Linked DNA regions of Mus musculus: region 2 is linked to region 1. The links are chromatin loops, found by intact Hi-C in ENCODE. Cell type or tissue: gastrocnemius. All regions are shown on one strand. Links, peaks and the distances in the headings refer to the core of each region. The heading gives the core; the rest is flanking DNA.

Evidence for each region. Peaks named below come from ENCODE experiments on the same cell type or tissue, not always from the same donor. Only the 100,000 strongest peaks of a DNase experiment are listed, where the experiment ranks them.
Region 2: a loop joins it to region 1, with 2.7 times the contacts of the local background. A loop is called at or near these places in 18 of 42 quality-filtered maps.

The regions. Positions count from the first base shown.
Region 1 is chr2:31,911,454-31,919,453 of GRCm38, forward strand. It overlaps Lamc3 (laminin gamma 3), which reads left to right. Exons shown (of 28, transcript NM_011836.4): 8 at 538-674; 9 at 1,583-1,693; 10 at 3,161-3,353; 11 at 3,507-3,625; 12 at 4,405-4,629; 13 at 6,975-7,163. Among named protein-coding and RNA genes, the nearest start is that of Lamc3, 28 kb to the left of the region's middle. In gastrocnemius, for the core only: CTCF peaks have their summits at 1,330 (motif pointing left), 2,969 (motif pointing left), 3,899 and 6,366 (motif pointing right); DNase peaks (open chromatin) are centred at 1,325, 3,886 and 6,371.
Region 2 is chr2:31,683,183-31,695,675 of GRCm38, forward strand. It overlaps Gm13427 (predicted gene 13427), which reads right to left and starts at 5,287. Exons shown (of 4, transcript NR_153862.1): 1 at 5,176-5,287; 2 at 4,576-4,749. It also overlaps a transcript of Abl1 not described here. In gastrocnemius, for the core only: CTCF peaks have their summits at 711 (motif pointing right) and 4,950; DNase peaks (open chromatin) are centred at 700, 5,029 and 5,313; H3K4me3 peaks cover 3,625 bases; H3K27ac peaks cover 2,350 bases.

The DNA.
Region 1 (8,000 bases), core at 1-8,000:
TTATTGTGCACACCTTTAGGGTCAGTACTTGGGAGGCAGAGGCAGGAAGATCTCTCTGAGTTCAAGGCCACAGTCTTGTCTACATAGAGGGTTCCAGGCCAGGCAGGGTTGCATGGTGCGACCCTGCCTTGAACAAACAAAGAAACAAAAAAACACAGAAATGAAGGTATCAAGGCCTCAAAAGATGAGAAGGAAATGTTTACAAATCAGAAGACACAAGGGAGAAGCTAAATGCAGTGTCAAGTCCTGGAGCAGGGAAACATATTATTAAGAAAAGAAAAGAAACCCAGACACAGCCTAGAGCTTGTTAACATTAGTTAGGTGGTGCTGATCTTGGCTTCCAGGACATATATCAGCAGCAGAGACACAGAACAGGCAGGCATGGGGACTGTCCATCTTGTCTGTGTAAGTTGTGATTTTAAGAGAAAAATAAAAATAAAAATATTTGCTTAAATTTCCCCAGGAGTCCTAATCGTCTGGATCCTGGTCCTATGCCATCCTGGCTTGTTCACGTGACCCAGTCTGACTCTCTTACAGATGCCGCCCTGGGACATTTAACCTGCAGCCCCACAATCCAGTGGGCTGCAGCAGCTGCTTCTGTTATGGCCACTCCAAGGTGTGTTCTCCTGCTGCCGGGTTCCAGGAACACCACATCCGCTCAGACTTCCGCCATGGTAATTGTGCATGAGGTCTGCCTTCCTTGGCCCTGGCTGAGAATCTCAATTTGGAAGCTGGGATGGGGACAGCAACAGCCCTTCCACCATCTCCCCCTTTGGAAAGACACCCTATGCCCCACAGCCGTGGTGTGTAGGGTGGGAAAGGAAATCCCCCATCACCTGCCACTGCCCCGGGGCTCCTTCCCCAACCACCACCCCTCCAGCCTCTTACACTTTACCATCAGGTGGCACTGGAAAACTGGGTATTGCTGCGGCAACCCTGAGTCCTGTAGGGCAGCCTCCATTTACCAGCAGGAGAGTTAGTCTCCTCAGTATATGTGAGTTTCAGCTTAGACTCTTGGCCTTCATTTATTAAGCACCGTCTGTATGCCAGCCAGTGCTGCTCCCTGTTCTAGGCTATCTCAGGATCCTTGTAGGCAGGTCTCTCATTCACAGTTTACAGACTACATCCGGTCTATCTGAGATTGGTTCTGGCTACTATGATTGTGTCTTTGGAACAAGAGGGTGCAACTCCAAGCTCTGTAATCCATCAGAGTCCAGATGCCCAGCAATCCTCCTTGGAACATTCCCCCACACCTGAGAGTTTAGTCTTAAAGACTGGACATCAATTTCAGGATGTCCAGATACAGAGGCAGTGGGCCCTCTGCTGGACACCACACAGAAAGCAGGGTACCACATAGCAGTGATTGGCCTGAAACTAGCCAAAGGCTTGTCTTCTGAATCCTAAGACAACAAAGAGAGGGCTAGGGATGTAGCTCAGTGGATAGAGTTCTTGCCAACCTTGCACAAGGTTTGTCCGGGACGAGGACCCAACTTGGCCTCAAACTCCCTCCGACTTTAGAGCCCTGCTGGAACTTGTCACTGCACGTCACTGTTGGGGTGAATATTCTGTGTTCGATATTTAGGAGCTGGTGGCTGGCAGATCAGAAGCATGGGAGTGTCCAAGCGTCCTCTGCAATGGAGCCAGAGTGGGCTCCTCCTGGGCCTGCGAGGAGGGGAGGAACTCTCAGCCCCAAGTAGGTAACAGTCAGTCCCCATTGGCCACACCTCCCAGGTCCCCGCTGCTGCTAATAATTCAGATCTTCAGAGTAGGTGAATTCTGTTTGTTTGGTTGGTTTTGGTTTTGGTTTTGGTTTGGTTTTTCGAGACAGGGTTTCTCTGTGTAGCCCTGGCTGTCCTGGAACTCACTTTGTAGACCAGGCTGGCCTCGAACTCAGAAATCCGCCTGCCTCTGCCTCCTGAGTGCTGGATTACAGGCGTGTGCCACCATGGCCTGGCGAATTCCCACCTCTTAATACTTTACTAGAAGGATTCTTTCAGCACAAGCTTAGGGGTGCCAGTCAAACAGGTGCTGGCGAGTGGCCATGGATTCGGTAGCATGGAACACATACATTTATTCTCTTTGTGTATTGGAAACCGGAAGCAGGGACTGGGCATCACGTCACAGGGCTGTGTCTCCCCTCCAGAGTCCACACCCTCCCCCACCTTCAGAAAAGCTGTCCTTCTTATGATCACAACTGATCTTCGTCTCTTCCTCCCTGGAGATCCCCTGGACCTTACTGGATAATCCAATAGACCTCTCCTACTCTAGCTGCAGCTTAGTCCTTTTTGACCTGGTCAAATCGCCTCTGGTTAGACCCCAGGGATTATGCCTGGGGACAACTCTGGGTATTATGACTCTTCAGTCAGAGCACGGCAAATGTGAAATCATCAAAATACTCTGTGTGTGTGTGTGTGTGTGTGTGTGTGTGTGAGAGAGAGAGAGAGAGAGAGAGAGAGAGAGAGATGCATGTTTGCATGGGAGTGGGCACAATCGTGTGTATGGGCGCAAGTGCATGCGGAAGCCAGAAGTTAATGTGAGAAATCATCTGACATCTCTCTTCCGCCTTGTTCATTGAGGCAGGGTGTCTCAGTCAAACCCGGAGCTCGCTGACAGGCCAGTCCCCCACTAGCCAGCTTGTTCTAGAGATTTCCTTGCTCCAGCTTCTGAGGCTGGGATTACAGCAGGCCACCATGCCCATTGAGTGTGGGTTCTAGGAACCCAAACTCTGGTTCTGTCACTCTGTGTCAAGCACTCTAACCACTAAGACATCTCCCCAGCCCTGGCCTTGGATTGCATTGTGCTTGGATGGTTTATTGTTGCCATCTATGCAAATGCTAGGGGCTGGTGGGATGGCTCAGCTGTTAAGTACTCTGGTTGCTCTTCCAGAGGTCCTGAGTTCAAGACCCAGCATCCACATGGTGGCTGGTGACTCATGACCATCTATAAAGGGATCTGATGCCCTCTTCTGGCATGTAGGTGTACATGCAGACAGAGTACTCCTACATTTGAATGATAGGTAGATAGATAGATAGATAGATAGATAGATAGATAGATAGATAGATAGATAGATAGATAGATAGATAATAAACAAATAAGAATACAGATGATAGAATCAAATTAAGCATATGGAGCTATCAAAGCTCTTCCCTCTTATCTTCAGAGAAGTTCCTGGGAGACCAGAGACTCAGCTATGGACAGCCAGTCATACTGACCCTCCAAGTACCCCCTGGAGGCTCCCCACCTCCTATTCAGCTGAGACTGGAGGGAGCAGGCTTGGCTCTGTCTCTGAGGCCCTCCAGTCTACCCAGCCCTCAGGACACCAGGCAGCCAAGACGAGTTCAGCTCCAGTTCCTGTAAGTGTCCTCCCGGTCCTGAGAGGTGGGAGTGGGGTGGCAGGCAGAGTGGCCTCTGAGGGCTAGGCACACTGGGAGGCTCTGAGGACCCCAGCCTCTTGGCACCACCTGTCCCTACATCAGGCTGTCCCATTGATTTTCTGTCCTTTACAGCTTGCAGGAGACTTCTGAGGAGGCAGAGTCCCCACTGCCCACCTTCCACTTCCAGCGCCTGCTTTCCAATCTGACTGCTCTGAGCATCTGGACCAGTGGCCAAGGACCGGGCCATTCTGGTAGTATGATAACAGTTCACACCCTTAGAATATGGGTCCTGGCCCTGCATTGTCCGTGGAGTTCCCCCAGCATGGACTCTGAGATTGAGGAATCAGGACACTTGCACAAGGCAACAGAAGTGTGTCTGAGGGCAGAGGCAGGGGTTGGACGGCAGGGAGCAGGAAGTCCTGGGGAAGAACAACTCTAGGAAGCCGATTCACATCCTTGACAGAATCCTGTACCATCCCGTCCCTCATCTTCCTGTGAGCACTGCTCACCCTGCTGGCCAACAGTGGCATTGCACCTCATCCACTTCATGGGCTGATAAGGATTCTAAATTCACCCAACTGTTTTTTTGTTTGTTTGTTTTGTTTTGTTTTTTGGGTTGTTTTTTTTTTTTTGGTTTTTTTGGTTTTGTTTTTCAAGACAGGGTTTCTCTGTGTAGCCCTGGTTATCCTGGAACTCACTTTGTAGACCAGGCTGGCCTCGAACTCAGAAATCTGCCTGCCTCTGCCTCCCGAGTGCTGGGATTAAAGGCATGCACCACCATGCCCGGCCTTGACTGTTAATTTTAAAATTGTTCTTCAAGCCTGGCGTAGCAGTAATTCATGCCTGTAATCCCAGCACTTAAGAGGTCAAGGCCAGAGGATCGCAAGCTTGAATACTGCACAGGCTATACAGCGAACACCCTGTCTCAAACAAACAGTTGACCCCTTTGCATGCATGAGCCCCATTGTGGGTTCTCAGGAAGTATCGACTGGACATGGATGCAGGTCCCCCCTTGCTTCTCATTCTGCAGGCCAAGTGCTCTTGTGTGAAGTTCAGCTCACATCGGCCTGGCCCCAGCGTGAGCTTGCCCCTCCAGCCTCTTGGGTGGAGACCTGCTTATGTCCCCAGGGATACACAGGCCAGTTCTGTGAATTCTGTGCTCTGGGATACAAGAGAGAAATACCTCATGGGGGTCCCTATGCCAACTGCATTCCCTGCACCTGCAACCAGCATGGCACCTGTGACCCCAACACAGGTAAGTCCCCAGAATCCCATTCCAAAGCTCCCTGAGCTATGCAGACACGGTGGCATGAGGACTGGACCTCACAGATGGCCCTTGGGAGACATGGACACTGGCCTGTCCTTGCCCTGTTCCCTGGGACTTCGCCTATTATAACAAAAGTCCTGAGTGGAACCTAGGGGCCAGGGATTGTATGCACCTGAGGGGGCCTTCAGCCAGCCTCTCTTCAGGCATCTGCCCACGCCTCCTCCACCACCACCACACCCTGCAGGCCCTGGGAAAGGCCCCTCAGAGCCTTGCTTCCCAGCAGGTGCTATGAGAATTACCAGCACAGATAGCAACAGGAGAAAGACATTCAGAGAGTCGCACAGATGACAGGAACTCATGGGTGTTCACCCAAAGCCACAAGCCAAGTGTCCTCACTGCTTGGAAAAGTCACTTCTCTCCCCGAATGTCCCCATCTATACAGTACAGACAGCAGTAGTATACACTGCCCAGGCCATGGAGACAAAGTCCATGAAGGTCAGGAATTGTCTAGATATTTAAAAGAACAGAACGCTCTTTGCACTGAAGTTCAGGGGTAGCTGACGGAGTGAGCCGTGGGTGGGTTCTTTTCCTGGGAGAGACAGATAAATAATATAAAGGAAGGAATAAGATAGTCTCATCCCCTTCCTCCCTAATGTCTTCTCCTTGATTCCTGTAGACATGCAAGTGATATATTCTCCATTATTGTCCCATTTGTTTCCAAGTGGGGTGACCTCATGACCTGTAGGTGACAGAGCCACACCTCCCACCAGCGGTGGTGGCTGTCATTCAGTAGAGCTACTTCTCATACCTACAGAGATACAGAAACCTCTCCAGAGGTCATGTGACCAGGAGGCGCTAGGGGACAGACACAGGCCTTTTCACCTCTGTGTCACAGGCCTTTCGCCCTGCTGCCTCCCCAAGACAGGTGGAATCTCTGATACATAGAACATTGTCCATGGCTCCTGTGCCTGGCAGACATCACCAATTGAGCCTAGATGAAGCCTCGCAACCCTTTCCTGGATAATGCTCCCTGCAGCTCCTGTTGAGGAAACAGAATCTCCTCATGAGATTGAACTGATTTTTCACCCCCACGGAGCCCTTGACTTTGCCACAACTTTCCATTCGGTATAAGTAAGCCTTCGTCTGTAAAATGGGTAGAGCAGCTAGTCTAAGAATCAAGCCTGAGGGTGTGAGCTGAGGCAGGAATTCTCCCTGGCTCTAGGGAATGAAGTTCTCTTCCGTTCTCCTCACAGCCATGGCTGGACACTGCTGGTTGCCTCCTGTAGGGCCCCTCTTGGGTCCCCATGGTGAGTCACGACCCTAGGCTCTGAGCAGACTCCAGGGGTTGCTGGACTGGAGAAGGGGGTCTGTGGTATCCTCCGTCTTCCAGTACCAAGAGTTGCCATACCAATAGCATGTATATACTATAGGTCCTGTACAGAGTGAGCCCCCGAAAGACTGGAAGCCTGAGCCAGGGTCTCCCTTTAGGTGGGGCCCTCAAGGTGAAGAGGATTATTGCTGTGCCTTCCATTGGTCGGGAGAGCTGTGAGACAGGAATAGTGAACAGTGTCCAATTGTTGTCCCTGCCCACCCTTGCCCCCCACCCTGGCTCTGCCACCCCATCCATCCACTCCTGCCAGCATATTTGTGGTGTGGCCTCTGTTACCATCCATCCCAACTTCTAAGACAGGGATCTGAGGTGCAAGGTGGCCACCCAGCCAGTAGGTGGCAGAGCCACACCTCTTACCCACCGAGGGGCGGGTTAGAAGGTTTTCCCAGCTCACACACACAAACCTTAAGTGAACCCAGGCAGTCTGGCTCAGCCGGGATTTACCCCAAGCTCCTGTCTCTCTAGTCTACCAATGTGTGTCCTGCAACTCCTCCACCAGGATACTCACTGTCTAGGGTAGCAGTTCTCAATCTGTAAGTCGCAATGTCTTGGCAAACCTCTATCTCCAAAAATCTTTACATTACAATTCCTAGCTGTAGTAGCAAAATTACAGTTATAAAGTAGCAACAGAAAAATCTTTATGGTTGGAGGTCACCACATCATGAGGAACTGTGTTAAAGAGTCGCAGCATGCCGGGCAGTGGTGGCGCTTGCCTTTAATCCCAGCACTTGGGAGGCAGAGGCAGGTGGATTTCTGAGTTTGAGGCCAGCCTAGTCTACAGAGTGAGTTCCAGGACAGCCAGAGCGACACAGAGAAACCCTGTCTTGAAAAACCAAAAAAAAAAAAAAAAAAAAGAATCGCAGCATTAGGAATTAGGAAGGTTGAGAACCACTGTTCCAGGGGCTTCTGGACTGAGATAGTGAACAAGTGCCTTGCTCCTTAGGGATCTGCCTGTGTGGCCACCACACCGAGGGTCCATCCTGTGAGCGGTGCATGCCAGGTTTCTACGGTAACGCCTTCTCAGGCCGTGCTGATGATTGCCAGCCCTGTCCGTGCCCTGGCCAATCAGCCTGTGCAACCATCCCAGAGAGTGGAGATGTGGTGTGCACACACTGCCCTCCTGGTCAGAGAGGTGAGTGGCTTGTGCTCTGTTTCCCAGAAAGACCAAGCCTGAGCCCTGATCCTGCCCTGGCTCTAACAGAGGTTAGGGTATGACAGGTAGGACAGAGCATGGTCCAAGGGTGGCAAGCATGACTTCTGAGGACAGAGTCTCCTTGTCAAGTTCCCAGTATGCTGAGAGTTACTGCAGACCTGGGGCTTTGGCCATATATAATGGAACCTTGGAAGGCCTATATGTGGGCTTTTAGAGTTGTTTTTAAAGTTGTTGGGAGGAAGCCAAGGGACCTGGGATCCTCACTGCAGAAAACCCCAACAATGAGGTTGGCATGTCTCAAAGGAAGGCTCAGCTTGGGAAGTGATGCTGAAGAAACCAGACCACCTGAGTCTGAGACTTAGAGCACAGAAGACAAAGAGCAAGGGCAGGGACCACATTCCTCTCCCCTCGGCGCTGGGGAGGCAGAGGGATACCGGGAGTCCAGGAGGAGCAGTGGGGCTCAGGGGTCCTCTCTCAAAACACAAGGTAGAGTTAAGAATGACACCCAACACTTATCTCCGGCCTTCACGCACATACACATATGTGTACATCCACACACATGCACACTCGTTTGCCTGTACAGACACGTGCGCACACACAGACACATACACACACACACACACACACACACACACACACACACACAAACACACACACACAGAGGACTTTTCAGAGTTCAGGTTTTAGTGAGTATCAGGCAACAAGAGGCAAACAGCCCTCTCCTCCCAGGTTCCATCCTCTCTGCTCCCACTCTCTGCTGCAGGACTTCCCCCTCCCCGGCTCTTCCCTCAGAGGTGCATTTAACAGCCTTTGAGG
Region 2 (12,493 bases), core at 1-8,000, 230 kb before region 1:
CTGGTGACAGGAGCTAACTCATCTAACATAGCAGTTGTCATGTGAAGTCACATCGTATCCACAGCAGGAACAGGTGAATGCCTGTGCTTGCCTTTCTCTTCTGTACCCAGCCCAAGCTCTAGCCAGTGAAATGATGATGCTGCTTCCCACCTCACCCCAGTCTAGAAGCTGACAGTACAGCAGTCTGGAGGTCCGTTTCCATGGTGATTCAAATCCTATCACATTTACAATCAAGATTAATCATCATAGCACCATCGCTAGACAACTTTGCATATGTGTGTTTCTGAGACAGTGTTATAGATGACAACTTTTAATTTAACCCATGTTTGAGGGATCCACAGATAACTGAATTCCCTGAGTCTGCAACTTCAGGTGGGTTTGCCTTTCTCAAATTTCAGAAGTTTCCAGGTTGTCCACCTCTTTTTTTTTTTTTTTTTTTTTGAGAAAGGTTTCTTTGTGTAGCCCTGGCTGTCCTGGCACTTTTTAGACTAGGCTGGCCTCAAACTCAGAAATCCACCTGGCCTCTGCCTCCCAAGTGCTGGGATTAAAGACATGTGCCACCACTGCCCAGCAGTTGTCCACCTCTTACGGGGCTGGGAATGGGAGCCTGTCTCTTTGTCCTTACCTGTTTCTCCCAAGCTGTTGGCAAGACACTGAAACCCAAAAGCATCTTCACTGGATATGTGCTTTCATAGCCCAGCAGAGGGCACTGCTGGCAAGCTTAACTACAGTTGGTGTAAGAAAAACCTGAAATTTTGTTACTGAGCTTTGCTTTATGAAAGTAAGGATAAAATTAGATTGAATTGAACAACTTTTAATGAAAGTTATATGAGCTGTACAAGATGCATCAAACATTGCTTTAAAGCCGAGGTGAACTGCTGGGAGGCAGAGACTGACAGACCTTTTATGAGTCACAGGACAGCCTGGTCTATAAGATGAGTTCCAGGACAGCCAGGGTTGTTACCCAGAGAAACCTTGTCCCAAAAAACCCAAACTAAGCCAACCAACTAAAACCTGTCAGATACCTGCTGCGCTCTGCATTCTGCAGTTTGAACCCTTAAAGGTTTTCCAGTGTTAAAAAGTAGTGTATCTTATTTGTCACGGTGCCTCCTAGGCAGTCAGCTTGGTCAAGATGGCTGAATATATCCTTCCCAGCCAGCAGTCATCAGAAACTCAGTGAAGTGGATGGTGAACACAAGCTTCATACCTTTTTTTTTTATTTTATAATTTTATTTTTTTTTAAAGACTTATATGTGGTATAGTGTAGCTCTTTTCAGACACACCAGAAGAGGGCATCAGATCCCATAATAGATGGCTGTGAGCCACAATGTGATTGCTGGGATTTGAACTCAGGAACTTCGGAAGGTCAGGCAGTGCTCTTAACCACTGAGCCATCTCTCCAGCCCATGGGTTTCTAATGTGGTGGGAACCACCTTCTTTCGAGACTAAAGCTTTCAGATTCTGACAGCTCTTTTGGACCCACCAGCCAAGGTGCAGCAGGATGTGTCAGTCGTGGGTCTCTTTCATGCCCTTTTTCTTACAGAAACCAGTTGAAACACTCAGATTGGCATCCACACAGACTTGCACTTGCCCTCTCCAGCTTGCCCTGGTGGCTCACAACCATCTGTAAAGAGATCTGACACCCTCTTTTGGTGTGTCTGAAGACAGCTACAGTGTATTTACATATATATGTAAAATAATAAATCTTTAAAAAAAGAGAAAGAAACCCATGAAGAAGGAAGGAAGCTCGGGACCAGAAGGCCAAGCTTCAGTGCCAGTTCTTCACTATCCTGCAGCATAAGCATCCACGCGCTGGCCTGAAGAAACAAACAGTACTAAGACACACGAGGAGGAGTCTAGCTGCAGAATATGCTAAACTTTTGGGCAAGACAATGAAGGAGACCAAAGAAAAACCCCAGGGACAGATTTCCAGGAGATGTAGACTGTCCACACCGAAAGCCTCTCAAGTCAGTCAAAAATAAGTCTTTAGGAGGAACAGATAAGCTGGATGGTAGTAGTGCACACCTTTGATCCCATCACCAGAGCGGCAGGCAGGCACATCTCTGATTTGGAGGCCAGCCTGGTCTACAGAATGAGTTCCAGGACAGCCAGAGCTACACAGAGAAACCCTGTCTCAAAAAAGAGCAAATCCAAAAAAAAAAAAAAAAAAAAAAAAAAAAAAAAAAAAAAAAAAAAGTACTTCTCTTGGAGGAAAATTACAAGTGGGGCTTGGAGCTTATCTGAAAGAAAAGTGGGGTTGAACGCTGATGGTATGGGAGAAGGGTTCTTCTGCACAGCCCTGCAGTGAGGGGAGAGGCACGCCTGAGGCTGGGAAACCAAGGGCAAATTCATCTCAAGAATACCGGACAGTAAGCAACAATGTCCCTTGCTTTTAGGTGAGGAAGCCAATTTAGAGGAGAAACTGACACGAGTCCCAGGCAATTGAATGAAGGACGGGATGCAGCTTTAAGAGGGTGCCAAAGCCAGGTGTGAGCCCAGGGTGGAACAGCTGAAACTCCTGCTGACCCAGGAGTGTAGTTTGCTGCACTGAGACTGATTGTCTTCTAAGGGTGTATGGGTATTTTGTCTGCTTGTATGTCTCTGTACCACATGGTGTGCCAGGTCCCCTCCAAGGCCAGCAGGGCATCAGATCTCTTGGAGTTACATGTGGTTGTAAGTTACCATGTGGGTGCTGGGAATTAAAACCTGGGTCATCTGGAGGAGCAGCCAGTGCATTATAGCAGCTGAGCATCTCTGCAGCTCCCAAACTGATCTTTGGATCACTGCTTCTTTTGCCAACCGACTGCCTGCTTCTGCCTTTGTATTCCCGCAGGGTAAGAAGCACTATTCAGTGCTGTAGGCCAGCAGCAGCAGCAGGAACGGGTGCTTAGGAAATGGGTGCCCATTACCAGGAATGGTGGTGTAGCCACTTTGGTAGGGCACTTGCCTGGCATTCTTGAGGCTCTAGGTTCCATCCCTAGCACGGCTTACACCAGGCTTGGTAGAACATACCTGTAACCCCGGCCCTTGTGAGCTGGTTGCAGAGAGATCAGAAGTGCAAGGGCACTCTCAGAGATTAAGGGCAGCCTGGGCTGGAAATCCTCTCAAAAGCCCAAACTGAGTAATGTTAGTTCAAGAAATAGTTATTGAAGAGTTGCAGTTCCAGGTGCTGAAGGGTGGTTCAATCAGGAGCACTTACTGCTTTTGCGGATGATCTGGGTTTGGTGTCCAGCTCATAACTATGTCTCATCCAGGGGTTCTGATGCCCTTTAGAGTCTGTTAGCAACAGACATGATAGTGGTGCACATAAAGTCAGTCAAGTACACATACATGTTTATAAATAAAATATCTTTTTAAAAGTTGCAATTTGCTTGTTTATTTAAAGTTCAACCAGAGAATGAAAAATGTGGGTAGGGAAAGGAAATGGTTAAAGCAGGGACAGGAATTAAAAAATAGACTATTCAAAAGAAAGAAATTGGGGCTGGAGAGATGGCTCAGCGGTTAAGAGCACTGACTGTTCTTATGAAGGTCCTGAGTTCAAATCCCAGCAACCACATGGTGACTTACAACCATCTGTAATGTCATCTGGCACCCTCTACTGGTGTGTCTGAAGACAGCTACAGTGTACTTACATACACATAATAAATAGGGGGCTGGTGAGATCGCTCAGTGGTTAAGAGCACTGCCTGCTCTTCCAAAGGTCCTGAGTTCAAATCCCAGCAACCACATGGTGGCTCACAACCATCTGTAACGAAATCTGATGCTCTCTTCTGGAGTGTCTGAAGACACACTACAGTATACTTACATATAATAAATAAATAAATATTTTAAAAAAAGAAAAAAAAAAAGAAAAATTACAGTCATCAGGGTGAGCATAGATAGATAATCAGAGAAGCCAGGACACCTATTTGAAGACTGGCCGTACAATTTAAGAGAAACCTGGACAGCCAAACTGCAATTCAAATAATGTGACAATCATATTATTCTGTGAGTGAATTTATAAACTCCAGTTCTAAATCTGGGCACAAATTTTCATTTGCTTCACAGTATTTCAAGTGACTTTTGTTTCTGTTGTTTTGTTTTGTTTTGATAACAGTGTAGTCCGGGCTGTCCTGCAACTTGCTCTATAGACCAGGCTGGCATCGAACTCACGGAGATCCGTCTGCCTCTGCCTCCCGAGTGCTGGCATTAAAGGCGTGGGTCACTATCACTCAGCCACATGACTGTTCTTTACTAATCAAAATGCCATTTTCTTTGTTGAACAGTTATTTGGTACTGAGTGCTTCGGTAGAAAAGCCATGCTTTAGAGCAAGAAGTAGTGACTTTTAAAGGACACTTCAACCACAGCGATGAATGCTTCTCCATCTGTGTTGTGGGAACAGCATTGCATGTGGTAAAGCATTTAATGTAAAAGTAGGGATAGTGTGAGTGCTGTGATGAGTGAGCCCCTTTAGAAATGGGTCGGTCCCAGTAATAGGGACAATGATAACTAGGGGACCAGAGGATGAACTCTCCAGGTGTGGGGTAGTTTCTCAGACTTTTGAGGTCTGATAACCTGGACAAATTTCGACTTACCTTGAGTTTTAGGAGGACACGTGTCTCACCTGTGAAAGGATTCATAATAAAACAATCATACACGAATGCACGATCTCGCCTGGCACACTGAACAAATGCTGTTTCTTCAACCTCCTATCCCAAAGGATCACTCTCTCAATACTTCTTTCCAGGTTCCCATATTTGGGGCTTTCCCTAGTGAAGAGGAGATAACGCACCGGTCATCTTGATTTCTAGGATCGAGCCAAAGTTTCTCCCCTAACGAAACTCAAAGAAGTAATCCAACTCCGGTTCTGGAAAACTCCAATCCGTAGTTTTCCCCTGTCTCTGAATCTCCTGCGGTCTAGCTACTAGAGCAGTGAAGACTTCGGCTGACCAGAGTCCACCGTCTCCCAGCAGGCGGGGCCAGTTCTCTGTAGCTATGGGAGCTGGAGGCTTGGGCCTCTGCGAGCAGCCTATGGGCGCCGGGACTACAAGTCCCAGCATTCCTCGTGGCACCACCGATCGCTGCTAACTGTCGGCTCTCGCGCTCACTGGCTAACTGGATGGTGGTGAGGGTTATCACTGGTTATCGAAGACCAATGACAAAGAAGAAGGGGCGGGCGCTTCCTCATCTCTCACCTTGAGCTCAGAAAAGCTACCTTTAAAAGGTCGTGCGGAGCCGGGTTGTCGCAGGCAGTGAGGCTGGAACCCGAAGGTGCGGCGGCGTGTGGGAGACCGGCGCCTGTGGTCTATCGGACCTCGCTCGGGGAATTCCGGCGTCGCTGGGGGCGGGATCGGGGGCGGGGCCTGGCCTCGTTGTGGCGCGGCTCGTAATCCATTATGGCGGCCTCGGGGGTCGGTGTCTCTCCCTGAGAGGCGTCGGAGCTGGAACCGGGTGCCGGGTCCTGCGGCTGAGGACTCCTAACGCGGCACACACCCTCACTGGCTGGAGAAGCCGGGTTCCTGGACTGAGCCGGGCATGTGACTGCTCGGCGGCGGTGGCAGGGGCCGGTGCCGGGGGAGGGGTGTCTCGGGTAGAGACCCTTGGGCTCGGGGCAGCTGAGGCGCCGGGCCTCCTCCCCTGTGGCTGCCTCCAGGTTCCGGACCGCGGGAATCCTTCGTCCCTCCTAGTCCTGCTCTGGCTCTGGGACACCCAGAGTGGTCTCTGTTTCTCCTTACCTGGAACACCCTGTTTCCTGAGGAGGAGCGTCGCCCCCGAATAAGCCTCCCGCGCCCTGCCTGGGAAGTCTCTTTCTCACCCCGAGACCGCCTTTCGCTCGATTTCAACCCCAAGTTTGCCACGGAGTCCCTCATTCAAACCATCTCCCTGCTGTCAAGAGATCTTCGGGGCGTCCTCCCAGATTGCTTTCGCCGGCCTCCGATGTCCTGACTTCTTCCAATGTCACCTACAGCCCCCTTGGTCACAGTGCAGCCCAAAACTTTAATGCAAAGGAAAAGTCTGGATTGGTTTCACAGGCCTTTTAAAAAGCGGACTTAAAAGTTGCTGGTCATGCATTTCTTCTCGGCAGAGTGGAGAGCAAGCTCTCGATGAGATCTGTGTGACCCGTGTCATTTTTCCGGAGAGCAGGGCAGGGAAGTGAGAGCGGCAGGAAATTTGTTACAAGATGGAGAGACAGAGATAGGGGATTGGTTGACTTCCACAGAAAAGATTGCAGAGAATATAAAAGCAGCTCAGCCTTTGCTTCTCGCTGGGGAGTTGAAATGACTTTCAGTGCCGTTGGCCCTTTTCTGACTTTTCTGTGAATAGTTTTATCTAAAGTTCCCCTCTTGCAAAGAAAGTGTTCCTCAGCTCGCAACGTAGACTTAGATTGAAGAAACTTTTGGCATTGCGGTTACATGACTTCAAACTAATTACCCTGGAAAAGAATTCCAGGCTCCTGTTTACATGTGTGAACCTCAAACCCAGCTTCCCTTTGTCATGGAAGTTGTCTGTCTGTGATTGACCCAAGTTACTGACCCAAGACGGTGGTGTGAAGTTCTGGGTATATACTGTTGCCTGCTAACCCCCACGGACCATTCTGAAAAGTCTTGAACCCTCTTCTGGAAAGGGGCACCTATTATTGCTTTATGGGGCAGCAGCCTGGAAAAGTTCTTGGGGACCAAAGAAGGCCTAGTTTGCCCGCCCTGCATTTTATCAAAGGGGCAGGGAAGAGGGACTCATCGAGGCATGGGGGCCCACACTGCAATGTCTTTGTGGAACACGGTGAGTGCTCTCCAGGTTTCTGATCATTGTTTTTCCTTAAGCATCAAAGAAGTTTCTGAAACAATATATGTGTCAATTCCTTCTGGGTCTCCTTAGCATTTCTTCCTTCCTTCCTTCCTTCCTTCCTTCCTTCCTTCCTTCCTTCCTTCCTTCCTTCCTTCCCTTTTTTCCCCCCTACTATTGTAGCAAAAGTGGTGGAACAATTCTTTGTATAAGAAAATTGTGAGTTTATTCAGTCTGCTTGAGTTGCTGTTTCTAGCCTGAGTCCACTTCTGGTTCACTGTTGACACAGGGCAAGCCCTTTAACTGTTTAGGGACCAGCATTTCGTGGGGGAGGGGTTGCACTTAAGTGTCTCTGAAGCATCTAAAGTTCTTCCTGTCTGCTCTCTCTAAAAGCTGGGATTCTACCGCCTGTGTATGGATGTCTTTTATTGCTTTGTTTATGGAACACTTATATCTTCAAAGTGGTTTGCGCACACAAAGGTTAAGACAGAACCTAGTTGACATGCTATCTTTTTTTTTTTTTAAATATCTCCACATTTCTTTCTTTCTTTCTTTCTTTCTTTCTTTTTTTAAAGACTTATTTATTTATTATATGTAACTACACTGCAGCTGTCTTCAGACACCCCAGAAGAGGGCATCAGGTCTCATTATGGATGGTTGTGAGCCACCATGTGGTTGCGGGGATTTGAACTCAGGACCTCGGGAAGAGCAGTCGGTGCTCTCAACCTCTGAGCCATCTCTCCAGCCTCCGACATGATATCTTTTGACCTTCTCAGTGATGAGCTGCACTTGAAACTTCTCGTTTTGGATGTAGGTGGGCAAAGTTGAGTGTGGAAGCCGTGTGCCTCCTGAACTGAGACTGGCTGTGTTGCTTTCAATAAGGAATAGCTCAATGACGGTATCTTTTCTTCCTGCTTAGTTGTCTTTGACGTTTATTTATGAACCTATTTGGTTCGTAATGCTGACAGCACATGTTGTGCTATTGACTAACAGTTAAGGGCTGGTTAGACTAATGTGGCAGAGGCAGCCAGGACCCAGTTAGTCAGGGTCCTGGTTGTACTGTGGCAGCCTGAGATTTCTCAGAGTACTTAATATTAAAATAGCAATCGAGCCCTCACACAGTAACCATACATAGGCAAATGTAGTGCATGCAAGGGTCTTTGAAATTCTGTCATTACTATTTAACAACAAGTGGTTGCTATAAACAGTGGTTGCTTTTGGGTGAACTTATGGGCACCTTCAATTTGATAATTGAAGTTTTCTTTTTGTAAGGTTTATTTTGTTTTATATGTATGAGTGTTTTGTGTGTGTGTGTGTGTGTGTGTGTGTGTGCATCACATTTGTGTCTGATACCCATGAGGTCAGAAGATGATGTTGGATCCCTCGAACTGGAGTTACAGATCATCATGAGCCACTTGTGGGGATGCTGGGAACTGAACCTGGGACTTCTAAGAGCAACACATGTGTCTTTTGTTTGTTTGTTTGTTTTTGTTTTTGTTTTTGTTTTCGAGACAGGGTTTCTCTGTATAGCCCTGGCTGTCTGGAACTCACTTTGTAGACCAGGCTGGCCTCTAACTCAGAAATCCGCCTGCCTCTGTCTCCTGAGTGCTGGGATTAAAGGCGTGCGCCACTACTGCCGGACTTACAGCACATGTTTTTAACTACAGAACTCTCTCTCCAGTACCTCTTTTTGTTGATGATGTTGGTTTTTTCTTTTACCTATTTATTTTCTTTTACTTGTAATTATTTAAAAAGAGTTTTATGTGTATGTATTTTGTTTGCATGTATGTGCACCACATGTGTGCAAGAGCCTGCAGAGACCAGAAGAGGGCACTGGGAATCCTGGAACTGGAGTTACAGGTGGTTGTGAGCTGTCTTGTAGGTTGCTGGGAATCAAACCCTGGCCCTTTAGAAGAACAGCCAGTGCTCTTAATCACTAAGCCATATGTCTAGCTCCTTTTCCTTTAGTTATTTTTAATTATGTGTATGTGTGGGTGCATATGTTCAGATGCCTGTGGAGGCCAGAGACATCAGCTCCTCCCTGAAGCTACAAGAGCAGTATATGCTCTTTCTTGACCTCTGAACCATTTTTCTAGCCTGGTGTTTTTTGTTTTTTGTTATTTTCTTGTCCACATATACTTCAACTCAAGTGTGGGCACCTTGGTTTTTTCCTCTACCTTGAGTCAGTTCTTTTTAGCATTGTTTGAGATAGACAGCAGTGGCAATTTTTTTTTCTTCAAAGAATACATTTATTCCAGGTTGGATCTGAGGTTTGTTTGTTTGTTTGTTTGTTTTGTTTTGTTTTTTTGTTTTGGTTTTTTTGTGACAGGGTTTCTCTGTGTGGTCCTGGCTGTCCTGGAACTCACTCTGTAGACCAGGCTGGCCTCGAACTCAGAAATCCGCCTGCCTTTGCCTCATGAGTGTTGGGATTAAATGTGTGCGACAGCTCCTTCAAACTCACAACTTAAAACATTGTTATCTACTGAGTATGCTGTAACTCCAGATAGTGAAAGTCGGTGGAGACTTTTAGAGAATTCTGGCTAAACTAAAATACAATGAGCTACCAATGACCCAGGAAAGTCACATCTAGGAATCCTGGCCTAGGTATCTCTGGTACTTTTCAGGGGTTCAGAGGAGAGACAGGGTCTTGTGTAACTTAGGCAGGCCTCTAACTCATTGTGTAACTTAAGCAGGATTCTAACTCAATGTGTAGGAGAGAATGACCTTAAACTATCTGATTCTCTTGGCTCCACTCCCAAGTGTTGAAATTGTAGGTGCTTCCAACCTGCCTTCATCCTTTTGTGTATGTGTATAAAAAAATAAACTAATTAATGTTATTGTTGTGTGTGTGTGGGGGGGGAATGAATGTATGTCAGGAATGTTTGTGTGTGTGTGTGTGTGTGTGTGTGTGTGTGTGTGTAGGTAGGTCAGAGGACAGATAACTATGGGAAGTCCTTTGTCTTCTTTTACCTGTTCTTGGGTTCCAGAAACCAACTTAGTTTGTCAACCCATCGTTCCAGCCTATGCACATATCCTTTTGATACTCTGAGGTCTAATAGGATTATATATAAACCTTTAGCTGTGTACTGAGGTGAGGTGGTATCCCCAGTAACAACACTGGAGCAGTTGTTCTGCATGGTGACCTGAACTAGCCACTTTTTAATTTTTCTCTTTTGGACTACCATTTTTACTTGAAACTTCATCTGATAGATTGTAGTTCCTCAGACTAAAATTTGTCTTTCCTTTTGAGGAAAATAGCTTGTTTTAGAGAAATTGTATTGCTATTGTGCTGTCTATACCAGTGTGATATTTACAGGTGTGTTGAGGGAACTAGTGTTTTCTAAGGGATCAGTAGATCATATGTGATACAAGGTCACACAGGGGTAAGAGGTGCCTTCAGACTGCAAGGTGAAGGAAGAGTTTTCATTATAACTATAGAGAAGAGCAGTGATGCTTCGGAGTCTAAAATTTTCAGTTTTAGAATTTGTTTGTTTGTTGTTTGTTTTTGTTTTTGAGATTGGGGTTCTCTGTGTAGCCCTGGCCATTCTGGAACTCTATAGACCAGGCTGCCTGGAATTCATAGATCTCCTGAGTACTGGGATTAAAAGTGTATGCCACCACAACCTGAACCAATTTTAGTTTCTAAGGTAGGTAGTATTTGAAATAAGTAATGTAAACTAAAAGTCTTTGGGCAATTATTGTTTTTATATATATATATTTTTTTTTTAAATTAGGTATTTTCCTCATTTACATTTCCATTGCTATCCCAAAAGTCCCCCATACACTCCCCCCCCACTCCCCTACCCACCCACTCCCACTTTTTGGCCCTGGCGTTCCCCTGTACTGGGGCATATAAAGTTTGCATGTCCAATGGGCCTCTCTTTCCAGTGATAGCCAATTAGGCCATCTTTTGATACATATGCAGCTAGAGACACAAGCTCTGGGGGTTACTGGTTAGTTCATATTGTTGTTCCACCTATAGAGTTGCAGATCCCTTTAGCTCCTTGGGTACTCTCTCTAGCTCCTCCATTGGGGGTCCTGTGATCCATCCAATAGCTGACTGTGAGCATCCACTTATGTGTTTGCTAGGCCTCTGATTTTTTTAAAAGTGTAAAGAGGCCTGAAATTAAAAAGTAGAGACTTTGATCAGTGTAGTGGTACACAGTTTTAATCCCAGCATTCAGGAGCCAGAGGCTAGAAGGTCTTTGAGGCCAGTCTGATCTACATAGCAAGTTCCAGGTCAGCCAGGGCCACATAGACCATGTCTCAAAAAAACCATCCAACCAACCAAACAAACAAAATGTGGGAAGTCTATTCAAGGGTGTTTTCTGATGGCAGGCTTTCTGTTTATTCTCTCTCTTTCTGTCTCTCTGTCTCTCTTCTAAGACAGAGATTCTCTGTGTGCAGCCCTGGCTGTCCTAGAACTTGCTCTGTAGACCAGGCTGGCCTGGAATTCAGAAATCCACCTGCCTGAGTGTACACCACTACTGCCTGGCTCTGTTTACTTTTTAATTGATGTTTTATTGTCTCTGTGTGTGTCTGTTTGGGCTTGACTGCCGTGGTGTACATGAAGAAGTCAGAAGACAACTTTGCACACTCACTCCTCTTTATGGGTGCTCCAGAAGAGGGCGTCAGATCTTGTTATGGATGGTTGTGAGCCACCATGTGGTTGCTGGGAATTGAACTCAGGACCTCTAGAAGAGCAGTCAGTGCTCTTAACCTCTGAGCCATCTCTCCAGCCCCCACCAGTATCCCTTCTCAATCTTGGTGATTTCTAGATACTTTCTACAACAAATGTGTGTTATTTTGTGATAGAAACAGAAAGGTTTGCAATCCAGAATAGTGACTGGAATAGGTACTTCTTTGTTGCACACTTTTTGTGGATCTGCTTAAGTCTTGTTTGAAGATCTGTCAGTTTCCTTAGACATTGAGGGTTCTTGATCTCAAAGACTATGGATTTTAGTTCCAAACTGCTCTTCACCCTCCATAGACTGGTTTTTCTAGAGTTTATGTCCCAGGCCTAACACATGGTTTGGGGCCATATACGAGTTGGAAGTCAAGGATAATGTGTGGTAGTAGGTTTTGTTGGTAGTGAGTGATGTCGTAGTAATGGCAGTAGTGATTGTGATGAGGAGGAGTTTGGTTACGGTGATGATGGTGGTGGTGGTGGTCATGCTGATGGTGGTAGTTGGTGGTATTGGTGATGAATTTTCAAGGGGTAGGGAAGCAGATGGTAACATTTGCCAGGATTAGTCAGGGTGAGAAGGATTCACTCATATGTAAAGAGGGAAGAAATGGAATCTATGGGATTTTTTTTTTATATTCTATGCATTCCTTTAACATTTTAGTGGCTTGCCTAAGAAAATCCACTGTTAGGAGAATTAAAACTATTCAGAAGTAAACTTTTCCTCCTGTCTCCCTTTTCTTCTACAAATGTTGTTGAGCACACATGTGATAGGTAGGTAGTATTCTAATAAGAGAGAAGAGAATGCCGCTTCCACCCTCCTAGAACCTTTGTTTTAGAGACAGAGGCGACCATCTGGGACTGCAGCACGGAAGACACAGATAGACTACATTGTAGCAAGCGCTGAGGAAAAGGAACAGAGACGCTTGGGGCATAACTGCAGCGGGGTAGAGTCTGTTGGTAGCAAGTGCCTATAATTTCAGTACCGGAAGGGCTGAAACAAGAGGGGATGGAGTTCTAGGCCAGCCTGCTCTACATAATGAGAC